5 separate regions of the Homo sapiens genome follow, and all the other regions are linked to region 1. The links are chromatin contacts, found by Hi-C or POLR2A ChIA-PET in ENCODE. All regions are on one chromosome and are shown on one strand. Each heading gives the region's core, a stretch centred on a gene start or an enhancer-like site at or near the end of the contact. The rest is flanking DNA. Distances are from core to core; before and after follow the strand shown.

The links. Hi-C counts contacts between places; a loop is a spot of excess contacts on that map. ChIA-PET counts read pairs that join two places held with the same protein, here RNA polymerase II (POLR2A). Pooled maps may share reads with other maps.
Region 2: a loop to region 1 is called in a map of mammary epithelial cell, with 7 times the contacts of the local background. The contact joins the enhancer-like site here to the promoter of LHFPL2 in region 1. A Hi-C loop is called at or near these places in 12 of 168 maps with a recorded cell type or tissue (B cell, Caco-2, Calu3 and 9 more), 34 of 37 single-sample maps with no recorded cell type and 12 of 50 pooled maps. POLR2A ChIA-PET finds 5 or more read pairs at or near these places in 1 of 52 experiments (HEK293).
Region 3: a loop to region 1 is called in a pooled map, with 2.5 times the contacts of the local background. The contact joins the enhancer-like site here to the promoter of LHFPL2 in region 1. A Hi-C loop is called at or near these places in 1 of 37 single-sample maps with no recorded cell type and 6 of 50 pooled maps. POLR2A ChIA-PET finds 5 or more read pairs at or near these places in 1 of 52 experiments (B cell).
Region 4: a loop to region 1 is called in a map of chondrocyte, with 2.4 times the contacts of the local background. The contact joins the enhancer-like site here to the promoter of LHFPL2 in region 1. A Hi-C loop is called at or near these places in 5 of 168 maps with a recorded cell type or tissue (HepG2, chondrocyte, heart left ventricle and 2 more) and 3 of 50 pooled maps. POLR2A ChIA-PET finds 5 or more read pairs at or near these places in 3 of 52 experiments (BJ, H1 and MCF 10A).
Region 5: a loop to region 1 is called in a map of HCT116, with 2.4 times the contacts of the local background. The contact joins the enhancer-like site here to the promoter of LHFPL2 in region 1. A Hi-C loop is called at or near these places in 7 of 168 maps with a recorded cell type or tissue (Caco-2, HCT116, IMR-90 and 4 more) and 6 of 50 pooled maps. POLR2A ChIA-PET finds 5 or more read pairs at or near these places in 3 of 52 experiments (A549, BJ and HCT116).

What each region holds. Positions count from the first base shown.
Region 1 is chr5:78,647,502-78,650,062 of GRCh38, reverse strand. It overlaps LHFPL2 (LHFPL tetraspan subfamily member 2), which reads left to right and starts at 1,291. Exons shown (of 5, transcript NM_005779.3): 1 at 1,291-1,564. RefSeq lists silencers at 753-1,692, 1,983-2,042.
Region 2 is chr5:78,887,700-78,890,260 of GRCh38, reverse strand. The region is part of intron 4 of ARSB (arylsulfatase B); the gene reads left to right. Among named protein-coding and RNA genes, the nearest start is that of ARSB, 96 kb to the left of the region's middle. Within about 2 kb of position 1,285, at least 6 of the 41 ENCODE cell types and tissues checked have a DNase peak (open chromatin) inside an H3K27ac peak, as active enhancers do; they include IMR-90, where a contact is called at or near this core.
Region 3 is chr5:78,829,048-78,831,608 of GRCh38, reverse strand. The region is part of intron 6 of ARSB (arylsulfatase B); the gene reads left to right. Among named protein-coding and RNA genes, the nearest start is that of ARSB, 150 kb to the left of the region's middle. Within about 2 kb of position 1,293, at least 8 of the 41 ENCODE cell types and tissues checked have a DNase peak (open chromatin) inside an H3K27ac peak, as active enhancers do.
Region 4 is chr5:78,808,472-78,811,032 of GRCh38, reverse strand. The region is part of intron 6 of ARSB (arylsulfatase B); the gene reads left to right. Among named protein-coding and RNA genes, the nearest start is that of LHFPL2, 160 kb to the right of the region's middle. RefSeq lists an enhancer at 849-1,349. Within about 2 kb of position 1,274, at least 3 of the 41 ENCODE cell types and tissues checked have a DNase peak (open chromatin) inside an H3K27ac peak, as active enhancers do.
Region 5 is chr5:78,791,289-78,793,849 of GRCh38, reverse strand. The region is part of intron 6 of ARSB (arylsulfatase B); the gene reads left to right. Among named protein-coding and RNA genes, the nearest start is that of LHFPL2, 140 kb to the right of the region's middle. Within about 2 kb of position 1,294, at least 2 of the 41 ENCODE cell types and tissues checked have a DNase peak (open chromatin) inside an H3K27ac peak, as active enhancers do.

The sequences.
Region 1 (2,561 bases), core at 42-2,541:
CAGGAAGTGGCCTGCCTGAGGGGTATTCTAGAGCCATTCACCTGTAGGCCTGCGCATATGGATGCAAGTGTAGAGAGGACCCCAGCAGAGAACCGGTAGGAGGCCGCTCACGCCATCCAGTGCCAGATAGCGAGAACCAGAAAGGCGGCAGTGGGCTTGAAAGGACATGGCACCTGGAAAGGCATTAAAAATGAAGAACTAATGGGACTGGCTACCGGGAGTGGAGGAGCGAGGCCCAAAATTGACTGCTAATCTGAATCTGGGCGACTGGTGGATAGAGGTGTCCCAGACAAGGGGCTGAGAAACTGGGAATGGGAGCATTTGACTGGGCGGGGGGCGGGGGGGTGGCGAGGGGTGGAATACAAGATGGGTTTGCCTAGAGAGGTGCCACGTCCTAACAGTTCAATCACAAACAATACTGGCACCTGAATTCATGGCCATTTAACTCTGTTCTTTGCTCCCAGCCCTGGGGGCGGAGCTGGGGAGTTAAAGCATCCCCTCTCTGGACAAGAATGCCTTTTCAGGCTGTTCCTAAAGCGCCTCCGAAAATCATCCTGAAACCGTAATTTTGAGGGCAGGGAAGCTGAGGACACCAAGCATTCTATTTAGGAATAATCTTTGTGACTGTTGGAATTGAGTTTCCACACCTAGATATTCAGAGGGCACGGGAACTTATGTCCGGAGCCTCCTCTCCGGAAGAGGGCGGCGAGGATGGGGGTCCAGGCGCCCCTTGGCCCCTTTCCCGTTTCGGACTCTCCGGGGTCACCAGACGGCCGTTCTTTCCGCTTGGGCCCGGGTCTGGGGGAACTGCTCCTAGCGCCCCGGGGCCCGCTCTCCGCCGGAGCAGCCTGGCCTCTCTCCCCCGGCTCCGTCAGCGCCGCTCTCCGCCTCCGGCCCTCCCGGCAGGGCTGCTCGAAGCTGCTCCGGGAGCTTCCCCGGTGCGGCCCGGAGGAACCTCGCAGGACCCCGGGAGACGCCGCCGCCGCTGCCCGGCGGGCTCAGGGACCGGTTCCCAGGCCCCCACACCCCCTCTCGGGGATCCCCTGTCGCCGACTCCCTCCCGGACCCGCAGGACACTCCCCTCCGGAGGCCGGGCCTGGTCCGCCCGCCCGCCGCCCCCGTCCCGCCCCGCGCGCCGCGCCGGGAGCCCCGAGCCCGACCCCTCCCCCGGACGCCCGGCCCGCTCGCGGGACGGAGGCGGCGATGGTGACTGGGCAGCGGCGCGGGGCCGGGGCCTGGGCAGGGCGGCTCGGCCGCCTCTTTCTCTCGCTGCCCCCGCCCCTCCTCCTCCTCCCTCTCCCCGAGTGCTAGCCCGGGCGGCCGCCGAGCTTGGCGCTCTCTCGCCTCGCTGCCTCCTCCCCCGCGCCGCGGACCCTCTCCCCTCCCTTGCGTTGCCCCCCTCTCCCGCCGCCTCCTCCCGCTCTCCTCTCGCTCTCCTCCCGCCTCCTTCTTCCAGGCGCGGCCAGCGGGGGCAAGAGCGAGGTGGCTGCGAGGAGGCGTCACTGAAAGCCCTGACTTGGGGAAGGCTGCGGGCTCGGAGCCGGAGACGCCGAGCTGGGGCCGGGTGAGTGGCAGGCGTCGGGCCCGCGCGCGCTGCGGGAGGGGAGAGCCGGTGGGCCCGGCCAGGTGGGCGCCCCGCGCGGGCGCATGGGGAGCCGTTGCGGCCGGCCGAGCCCTGGCTGCTTGAGCCGCGGCTGGCGCGGGAACTTCGCTTCGGCGCCCTGGGAGACCGCGCCGAGCGGTCGGAGGTGCTGCGGGATGGGCGTTGGGTGCTGGGAATGGGAAGGGAACAGCTGCTTCTCAGCGCCGCCGGCGGCCGCAGAAGTGGAAAAAAGTTGTGCCGGGAACAGCGTCTCCTCGGGAAGCCGGCGCGAGCCCTGCTCTCTGGGCGTCGCTGGCGGGCTTCGGACGGCGGCGCGTGGGTCCCAGGCGCAGCTGGGCGCCGGGTTCCAGCGCGCCTGGCACCGCTCCCTGGGGGCCGCCCCGTGGTCGCCCCTGCTGTCCCTGGTCCGTGGCGTGTGGGTCACTCTGGCCACAGACGTCAGCTGCTTCTCAAATCTGGACTGCATTTTTGTGGGCAGCTCAGTGATTTGGGGTGCGGGCTGGAAGAGGTGGGCGTGGAGTGGGGAAGACCGCATCTGGGATGGGCGGCTTGAGCCCACGGGCTGGGCAAAGGACTGGGGAGACTCTGCGTGTGTTTCTGGATGTTTTTAGGCACACAGTTTTTTTTTTTCTTTTCCCTTCCATTCAGCGGCCCAGTGTTCTTCGAACTTAGAAAAGCAAAGGATTTTCTTCAATCCCGTTCGACTTTTCTGTTATTTCAGGATGGTCATGAGTTCCATGAAAGTCCATGTGCTTGTTTCAATGGGAGCAACACCAGAGTAAAGACAAAGTCCTATCCCCACCCCCGTCCTCGCCTCCACCCGGGCCATTTCCTGTATGTCCCATTTTCTCTGTTGTGATTGTGCGAGTGTGTTTGTGCATGTAGGTTACCATCGGTGGGTGACCTACGTGGAAAGGAGAACTCTTTGAAATTGCAACGCGGCCGCTATGGAAAGTGT
Region 2 (2,561 bases), core at 36-2,535, 240 kb before region 1:
AAAAAAAAAGATAAGATTTGAGAATATCAGAATGTAATTTGAATATCTAGGTAGATAATGTCTCCAAAATCTTTTAGCAGGAGAAGATTGAATTTACCGAATCCTTTAGATGTGTACTAAGACATATATTAGCACTCCAGTTTGCCTCTCAGTAATTTAAAAAAAAATCCAAAGAATCAACCATCAACAAGCAGATACTTTTCTGGGACAAAGAGGCTTCTCCATTTTTGAAACGATGTTGCCTACTCATCTGTTAGTCACCCTTGCATCAGGGCCGTGTTCAAAGAGATGTCCAGGCTTGGTATGAGGCTGCTAGAGCCTTCCTTGCTTTTCCTTTTGTGATCTTTGAGTCAGGTTGGGAAGGATGACTAGGGTAAGCCCCAGCTGAAGCATGCACAGGGATGTTGGGGTAGAGATGATGTTTCAGGGCAGCCCTCCACGGCCAAGCCACACATTAAATTGTTTGGGGAGTAGTTCTAAAAATTAATGCTGTTGTCATGGTTTCATTTTGATTTTTATCAGCTGGATATGGATGAGGCTTCATTGTCATATACTTAATGTTTTTGCTTAGATCTTTGGCAAACCAATATTTTTCCATGACTTTTTGACAGTTATTTTTGTTCAATAGTGAATAATAAAGTGAGATTTACGGTCTGTATATGATAATGTTTGTCTTACTTTGACATTTCTTTTCTAGACAGTAAAGGCCTTATAATTAGATTTTCCCTGTGCCAAAACATTGCTGCAAAACCATCTCCCTGAAAAAACGTTTCTTTGCTTCTTTTAGGAGCTGGCGTCATCTTATTTTGATTTGGAATTTTTTTCATATGTCAGTCAGGAAATGAAACAAAAATTTCTCTTGAATATGAATTCTTAACAAGAAAGAAATTAACTTTTGCCGAAAAATAAAACTAGAAGGGAAAATGAGAAGAAACGTCTTTGAAATGCTGATGGTTCCATTGTCTTTTTAAATTCTAATTTATGTCAAACTTCAGTGAGCAATATAGGAAACTCCCTTTTCCACCTTGTTGCAAAAGAGCTTATTTTATTCTTGTTGCTACTCCTACCAGTTTTATGTTGAATTCTTTGAAATACCCAGGAGACTGAACTAGAACTTATGGACCGCACCCTATTTCTCATATAGTTAACCAACTAATGTCCTAACTCAGTGGATTCTGCCCCATTGCTGATAAGTGGCAACCATCGGCCAGGTGCCATCTGTGGGGGTACAAGGACAGGCGAAGCTGAACTGCCCTTCTGCTGAGGCCACATCTGCAGTTGGCGCTATGCCAGGAGAGCCTTGGAGAAGTTGCACATGTGTCCATTGACAGTGCTTTCTCTTTGGAGTGCTCTTAAAAAGAATAACTGTTGATAGAATCGCTTATTGCTAATGGCAAAACATCACAGAGAACTAATTGCAAAAACAGTCACACTTACTACATCCGTGGCCTCCCCTAATGATATGTGGAAACACCTTCCCTTTCCTACAGTAGCAAAAGTGGCCAAATTCTCTGTACAACCCGGAGAATTTTCCTATCTGAGTCATAACTGAAGAGCTGCTCCTAGAATCAGATTCCAGATCCAGCCACCCTTGTCCCCATCATCTCCACTCTTATTTCCACCACCATCTTCATCCAATACTTTCCGTTGAGCACTAACAAATATGTGCAACTGAAGGACACTACATAATACCTCAGAGAAGTGTATCTATTTAAAACAGAGACAACAGGCTTCTTCTAAAGTATTGAGCCAGCATCACTTACAGCAATCCAGACAACAGAGTGAAATAATCGTTCTGTCTCAGCCTTTCTTGATATCACGGGAAGAGTGTAGGTATTTCTTTCCAGTGTATTTTTGTATCACATGAATAGCACCTTCTTCTAAGTTTCGATACATTGGTTATGAGTGATTGCTACTCTGTGCAGTATCATGAACATGGAGGAATTTCTTCTTTCTACTGATGGTGACCTTTTGTTGTTTTGAATATACGGGTCTGCTCAGCTTCAATATGAAATGGAATGTGTATTTCAACAACTGGCCTGAGTGAATGTTTGGGCCTTGAGTTTTTGTCAAGAAGTGATGTGGGGAGGTTTGAAGAAAGATTCTTGTAAGTCTGTGATGTCAAATGATGAGATTGTCTGTCACCGACCCATGTGTTGAAGAATTGTTTCCTCACCTGATCTAACTCAAGACTCTTCTCTACTCCCTTTCGAGAAGCACAGAAAAGAACTGAGAACTGGTGTGTTAAGGGCGCCACCAAAAGTTTCCTTGGCAGTAGAGCCTTGAATTTCTTCCCCAACAGCAGCTAAGCCTTCTCTAAAAGGAATTACCATTACCTTGAAATAACTTCCTATGTACACTCATAGGAAGAGTGTACACTTTGCTGAGGTTGACCGTACTTGTGGTTTTCATCAGGAAGTGAAAGTTTATGTGGCCTACATGTGTGAGCCCACTCTATACTAGGGATAGCAGGAGTGTGGTGCTCTAGGGGCAGAGGCCTGGGGTGTCACACAGACCTTGTTGGAATCCTAGCATTGCCATCTATTCACTGTTTGGCTTTT
Region 3 (2,561 bases), core at 44-2,543, 180 kb before region 1:
TTTCGCAGGTCTCATCGCTTTGTGTCCTACCCTTGTCTTGTGGGAGAAGGGCACCCAGATATGAGTTACGATCATCTCACCTATATAATAGCATGTTGATGGGACATGACTCATTTAAAGGAGGCTGGAAAAATGGGTCGAGTAGTCACATTAGCCTTGCTAGATTCACATGTAATCTGACTCTGCAGATGGTGGTAGCTTCTGCTTGTAGAGCTAGTCATGGAAGCCCTGTCAGTGCCTTGTATTCACTCCACTGGAGGGTGCTGGGGGGATGAGGGAGCTGTGTGTGGGGTGGGCAGTGTCACCTAGTAAAACAGGTAGAGTTTGGGGGTGCCAGAAAGCCCTGGGTTTTATTCAATACCAGCTCTGACTTATTTCCTGTGAGCTTGTGGGTAAGTTCTTCCAGCCATCTGTTTCATCACCTATACGTTGGGAACGATTATAACAATATCTCCTGTAAATATGTCCAAACAACAGTGAACAACAATTACATTCTGGCTGCTACGATTGGGGCAGGGTGGGAAAGTTGCACTTTTCACTTTATGTATTTCTCTAGTTTTAATTTTAAATTATGAGCACATGTGACTTCCTTAATCAGGAATAAAGCCATAAAGCTTTATTTGTGAAAACCACCTCCAAGGAGGGTTCCGGTAAGCATGGAATATCTGAAATCTGCTGGGTTCTTATAGAGTGGGAGTTGCTGCTTCCGTGCCTGCCTGTACTAGGTCAGAGCAGTTAGAATTTTGTGTCGTCTCTAGTTGCCAATATTTGTCTTTAGCAGCTCGTCAAATTTTCCTTGGTGTGGGTTGCTACATGCCCTCAATCACAGAGCCAAAACACAGATAGCTTTCTCCTTTTTAATTTTCAAAGGCTTCTAGTCTGCCCCCTCCGCTTTGGGGAGCACTAAAGTCTGTTTGGAAATGTGGCCTTTTTGATGCCAAAGGCAGTCCCACAAGCCTCGTATCCCCTCCACCCCACTTCACACAGCACATCTCAAGGAGCACGCATGAAACCTTCACTGTTAACACTTGGTGCTGGCATCCTGGCTTTCATCCCGAGAAAATACACAAACCAAACCAAATCCACAGCACTTTAAAAACACTAATTAACTCTCACCACTGGCCTAGGCTACGCAGAAATGGCAAATCCCGCTGCCCCAATTTTATGTTTGGAGAAATCAGGGTAAGCAACATTTTCTAGGGCTTCTCTGAGCCAGATCACAGAAGCTGACCTGAAGGACTTGGCCTGGCCCTGCATCTGGAGTTAGGCCATTTGATGAAGGGCCAGCTGCCTCACCAGATCCCTTCTCTACAGCACCACGTGGTTAGTGGCCCATAACTCCATTTGTACATCAGCGTTTGTTTTTTTTTCCCCAGGGTTACTTTGATGCCAAACTGTCTCATGTCCAACTGACCATTTATTTATTTGCTTACTTTTCTTTAATTCTGGTACAGCCTAGAAATTTTAGCCATAGCTTCCAAGTGTAGCCTGTTAATTATAGTTGATTAAAGGTTCTATGCTGATTTTGAATTTCAACACAAAAGCAGACTAACTTCCAAACAGTCCCTCTCAGGTCCAGTGGCTCCGCCCCTTCCGTCTTCCACCCTGGAGCCTCCCCAGGTCTGGTAAAGATTTGGTGGTGTCCAGACTCCTTTTTTCCTCTCCCAGTCTGGACCAGTCATTCTCCTACCTCAGTTCCCCAGTCTTACCATCTGTAAAGATAAATATATCCATCTTTCTTGAAAGAGTCTACCATAAAATTCTGTAAAAACATAAAACCTCATAAAATTTTAGGGAACATATCCAATGAAATTAAAATTTACAAAGTAAATCTATTTTGTAAATATTTATTGATCTTGTCAGAATTTTTAGGGGTTTTAGGGTGCTTGTGTATAAGGCTGAAATAAAACTTTTGAAAACATTTCTGGGACGTTGTTGAAAACAGACTAAACGGCCTGTTTAGTAACCCATAATGTAAGATGTTAGTAATCAGGCATTTATAGACTGAAGTCTGTTACCTCTGGCAGAAAATACCTAGGGAATGAGTATATGGCCCCTGCTTCTAAAGATTCTTTTGAATCAGAGGAAAACATATGCCCAGGAAAGGATATTAACACAGTTATAAAATAAAGTAGAACAAATGATAAGTGATATAATATAAGCAGTAAGGACAAATGAAGAAGTGACAGCATTTGGGAGTGATTAGGAAAGGTGTTCTCAAAAAGGATATCTTTAAATTTGTCCATTACTTCAACAACTTTAGTTTTATCTTTCTTGATTTTAATGTGAATGAAGGAAAAGAATATTTAACACTATTAGTTTTCTATCACTGATCAAACAAATTACCATAAACTCAATGGCTTAAAACAACCAATACTTAACCATCACTCTATTTTCGTATTTTTTGAATGTTTTCAGTTCTGTAGGTCAGAAGTCTGACATGGGTCTCACTGGACTAAATCCAGGGTACCGATTGGCAGGGCTGCAGTCCCTTCCAAAGGCTGAGGGGACATCCCATTTCCTTGCCTTTTCCTGCTTCTAGAGGCTGCCTACATTCCTTG
Region 4 (2,561 bases), core at 25-2,524, 160 kb before region 1:
CAGCTCTGGACATTTTTTCATGTTGTTAAATTAATCTAACATTGTAGGATCTGAATTTTCTATAGAAACTTTACCTAACTTTTCTTGTATTGCTAATTTGTTGTATTGAGTAAGCCTTCTGTGTAGAAAACAGTTTAACTATGTTAACAACACTATGTCAAAGATTCAAAGCCTTTGAGAGCTTAGGAGAAATCCAACCCCAGTCATTTTCTGACACAACTGAACACAGTACTCTGTGGTTGAAAGTTCCTGAAACTCCCAAAGCACAGGAAGGCTGACTACAGATCCTAAAGATGTTTAACTCACATAGTCCTTGGTGGCACTTACTGTTTGCAGCTGGAGGGCCTTGTATTTTCTTAAAATGCATCCTAAATAAAAACTCAAAAGCCATTCAATGCTAATTCAAGTTTCATGGTTAAAGGCGCAGCTTTGCTGGCATCTAGAATTAGAACCGTGTGGTGTGTCCCCCAGAAAACGAGCTCTCATGGCAAAAACAGACAAACTCTACCCCCTGCCAAACTAACTGTCAGCAGAAATCTGGTCTGCTTTCTGAAATGGGATGTAGGTTTCCAAATTCTCTAGACAATCTCTTTCCAAAGCAAAGGAGAAACAAATAACTCACAGGCACCAACTGCATTTTCTGTTCAAAGCAAGAAGGGTTTTCACTGTGCTGTTTTTACCTGTCATTTCACAACTCAGTTCTCTCTGGAGCACTTGTACCAAGGGTACAAGAAAGTCATGAGATCAGAGAGCTGGTTTTGGACATGCACTTAATCACTCCCATCCTTATTTCCCCTGCTTCCCTGATGCCCCTGAATAGCAGGCTCTGTCCCCGAAAGAGAAATGAGAGTTAAAGAAATGACCACTTAACCTTTTCCTTTGGTAGGGAGGTTCTAGGAGGCCAGTGAAGCTTGCGGGGGTCGGGAAATTTGAGAAGTGAATGGAGATTAGGAGAACAGAGTTTGCTCCAGATGAGCTTTGGAGCTGTGCCTTTTCTTCTGGAACTCACTACCGGATCAAGGGGTCTAGTGGGGTGCCCACCACACTGGCCACCAGACCAGGCTTGATGGAAAGGGCCCAGAGATGGGTCCTGCTTGTGCAGTCTACAACTGCCAGCATCAGCTGCCCCCTATTCCTCTCTGTGGCCCATGGTCAGCCAGAATCAGAGGGCCAAAGCAATGGGCCTGTAGCTTGAGAAGCATGTCAGCAGGCTGGGGTTCAAGGCCAGGCCTACAGGCCCGCAGTGGAGAGGGCAAGGCTGGCTCCAGGTCCGATGGGCAGGTTGCCAGGACGTGATTTTCAGAGCAGGAAAGTGGAGTGAAGCGTGACTGGCAGTGAGTGTGAGCAGACAGCTGCAGAGTCGTCTCTGCCTAGTGTTAGGCCTGGCCGCAGGCTCTGGCGGCCCTCAGCCTGACCGTAGGATGGGTCTCCCAGCTTCAGCTGAAGGCAAGAAGTGCCGCTGACTTGGGGAGCTGAGCCAGACCTGGCTCCTGCCCTCCTCCCTGAACGTGCTCCAGGATCATCTGTCTGCCTGTTGTTCCTCACTCTTTTTAGCTCTCCACGGGGCTGGCCTTTGTTGTAGACAGAGAAGAGAGGCACTGTGTTATGTGCCGAAAGCTCTGTCACAAGACACCTACACCACCAATGTGCTGCCGTGCTTTTCCTCATGCTGTTCCCGTTGCCCAAGTGACCTTTCCTGCCTTTCTGTGCCTGGTAAAATCTGGCTTGTTCTTTGAGATCCAGTTCAAATGTAAGCTTCCTTGGCAAGTCCTTCCCAGCCGCTCTGACCACCACCTTTCCTGGCAGGATTGCATACTGATTGCAACCCCCTCGGTGCCCGCTCAGCGTGTTCTATGCACCTGTAGCTCTAGCCCATTATGATAGAGTTATTTATTCACATTCTTTGTTAGATGCTGAATCTGTCCAAGACAGGGACCTGGACATCTGTCCATTCATCTCTGTATCCCTCCCAGCACAGTGGCTGAAACACAGTTTGTCATTTATACATGTCTGTTTTGCAAATCCGTTATCTGAGATGAAAGCCTGTAGATTTCATTAACATCTTAGCTCTGACTAGTTGAGAAATCAAAAGTAGGGCACATGGCACAGCTAACACATATTGGCGTCTTGCTGTGTGCTGCCCTAGACACCCCGTGTCCAGCAAAAAGTCACACATCGTTGACCCGAGCAGAGGGAGCCCAGGGGGCCATCCTGTGTCCCTCCAGCATCACTGCAAACAGGGTGGGGGCACCAGTGGAGGCAGGAGCGCTGACCTGTCTTGAAGGCTGAGAGTAAGATGGGTCCCTTGTGGCCTTCAAAAGTATTTGGACTTCTGAAGCTGCCTGTGGCTCCGGAAATTAGGGAAATGCTTTAGTGGGAGTGCTTCTGTGTGCGGGGAGGTGTAAGTGCAACATGAACTGAATCTCACTCCACCCAGTACAGGATGTGCCCGGAGAGCATGCTGAGCTACCCTGTGCCAGCTACGTGCTCTAGAACAGCATCCTCCCAGCCACCCAGGAGGTCATGCAGGCCTCGTCATCAGAAAAGTGGCTTAAAAACCA
Region 5 (2,561 bases), core at 45-2,544, 140 kb before region 1:
TTCATCTGAGACATCACTTCTTCAGGGAGATCTTCTCCTTTCCCTAGACTAATCAAGGTCCCCACCTTGCCTTCCTAGAGCCCCCATCCCTAGCCACAACACCCATCAAAATTGATCATCACTGCTTGTCTCCTTGCCTTCCTCCACCTGGCTGTGTGCCCAGCAACTAGGACTAGTTCAAGAAGTATTTGTTGACGAAGTAAATCAATTTAGTTTGGGGGGACCATGGCCACAGGATCAAGACACTTCTCAGCTCTCTGCTGTCTCCTTACTCTTGCTTTCCAGACTCTGATTCCCGAGCAGTTGGGAAGACATCTTTTTGTTTCTTCCATTCTGAAATTCACTGACCAACTGCGTACATCCATGCTCATAAACATTTGATTTAGCTATAAAATCTATTTTAAATAAAAATGCCAATTAGAGTAGAAACTTCCTGCTCCTCCCTGTCCCCACTATGTGTAAGGTAAGTGTGGAGGTGGGAAAAAGAGCGTTGTCTTCTAAGGAGTGGGAGTTGAATGTCTCCTAGGTGCCCACTGCAGGCAGCATGAAAATAATAGGATGGATACTATAGGAGGCACATTTGAGATCTTTCAAATTGCTCCAGCTGACCATCCATGACATGGGCTACCTGGTGAGGCAGGAAGTCCTGTGTGGGACTGTCCTAGGGCAATAGCTGTGCAAAGACCATCATAAGTGCAACAGATGCTGCTGAAGATGGTAATTTCAGGCAGCCTATGTTAGGCCAGGGCTCAGCTGGGCTAGACTAAGGGAACCAAAGACAGGTATGAAAGGGACTGTAGGCTCCAGTGACCCCAAGGCAGAACCAGAATTGGGAATCTCTGTTCTATTGCACTCTGTTTTTACAATTCTGGCCAGACCTGTAGTGTGGCATACCACTACAGGTTATGTGGGGAAAATGTTACCACATATTCCCCACATAATTTTCTAACAATACCTCGTTCCCTTTGCAGCTGGTTCAGATCTCACAGTCATAAGAGGGTTGAGCAGTTGGTCACACCTTGACTTGACAGCTGTCAGTCAGAGGCCATAGGTTCAACATATATTGAAATGATTTCTTTCAGTTGGTCAGTTGGTTTTACCTATTTGCCTGGGCTTATGGCGACCACCGTGGAAATTCAAGAGACCTGTACCCAGAATCCGTGCACTTATGGTGCACAGAATGCTCACTACGTGTAGAATCTTATTTCCTCTTCACACTCATTCTATTTAGGTAGTATTTTGGTTCTCATTTTTGCATACAAGGAAACAGGAACTCAGAGTGGTTAAATGACTTTATAAGATAAGAAAAAGAGCTTGTTCTAAAGGCTATTGAAATGCCAGTGATTGATTTCTCTGAGTTACTTTTCAGAACTAGAGTGATGGCATAGGGCAAGCTTATTCAAACCCATGGCCCACGGGCTGCACGTGGCCCAGGATGGCCTTGAATGCGTAACTTTTTTTTTTTTTTTTTGCGACAGATTCTCACTCTGTCGTCCAGGCTGGAGTACAGTGATGCGATCTCGGCTCGCTGCAACCTCCACCTCCTGGGTTCAAGTGCTTCTCATGCCTCAGCCTCCTGAGTAGCTGGGATTACAGGCATGCACCGTCACACCTGGCTAATTTTTGTATTTTTAGTAGAGATGGGGTTTTACCACAGTGGCCCGGCTGGTCTCGAACTCCTGGCCTCAAGTGATCTGCCCGCCTCAGCCTCCCAAAGTGCTGGGATTACAGGCGTGAGCCACCATGCCTGTAAACTTTCTGAAAATTCATAAGCTTTCTTAAAACATTATGAGTTTTCTTGCAATTTCTTTTTTTTTTTAGCTCATCAGCTGTCATTAGTGTTAGTGTATTTTATGTGTGGCCCAAGACAATTCTTCTTCTTCCAGTGTGGCTCAAGGAAGCCAGAAGATTGGACACGCCTGGCATACGGCATACCACTGCGCCATCCAAAACAGCTGTGCACAGCCCCACTTCCCAGCTGTTAGGGGCTTTTTTCATCTTCAAAAATTAAGCAAAGAGGTTCACTAAAGCATCAGTTCAGAGTGTGGGGCTTCTAGTCAGTGTATTTTAGGGAATTAATTTTAGGAAGAAACTATTTTTAGGTCCACGATTATTTTTAAAAACAAAAATCTAGACAACAGTGCATACATGCACGTCTGGATATGTAAGCCCTTACCACACAGCGAGATGAGAGGGTGGCCTTGGCCAAAGCCTGCAGTTGTTGGGACATTCAAAACCATGAGCAGACTGGAGATTTGAGCCACATGTGCACCAGCGCAGTCGCTCAGATGCGGCCTGGGTGCGCTGATCTGGGAGGGGGACTCACGGGCTCTGGGTCTCTGACTAGCTGGCACATGAAGGACCTTAATGACTTGAACCTCACTTTCAGTTTGAGATCCTTTGAACTTTTGTTAGAGTGAGCCATAAAGAAGTGGTCAGCCAATCAGATGTTTAGTATAAACTGAACTTTAGCGTAAATAAGCTTTAAGAGACACATTTGATTTACATAATAAATAAACAAGCTACTTTTAGGAACTTTTAAGTACAAAAGTTGAAGATAG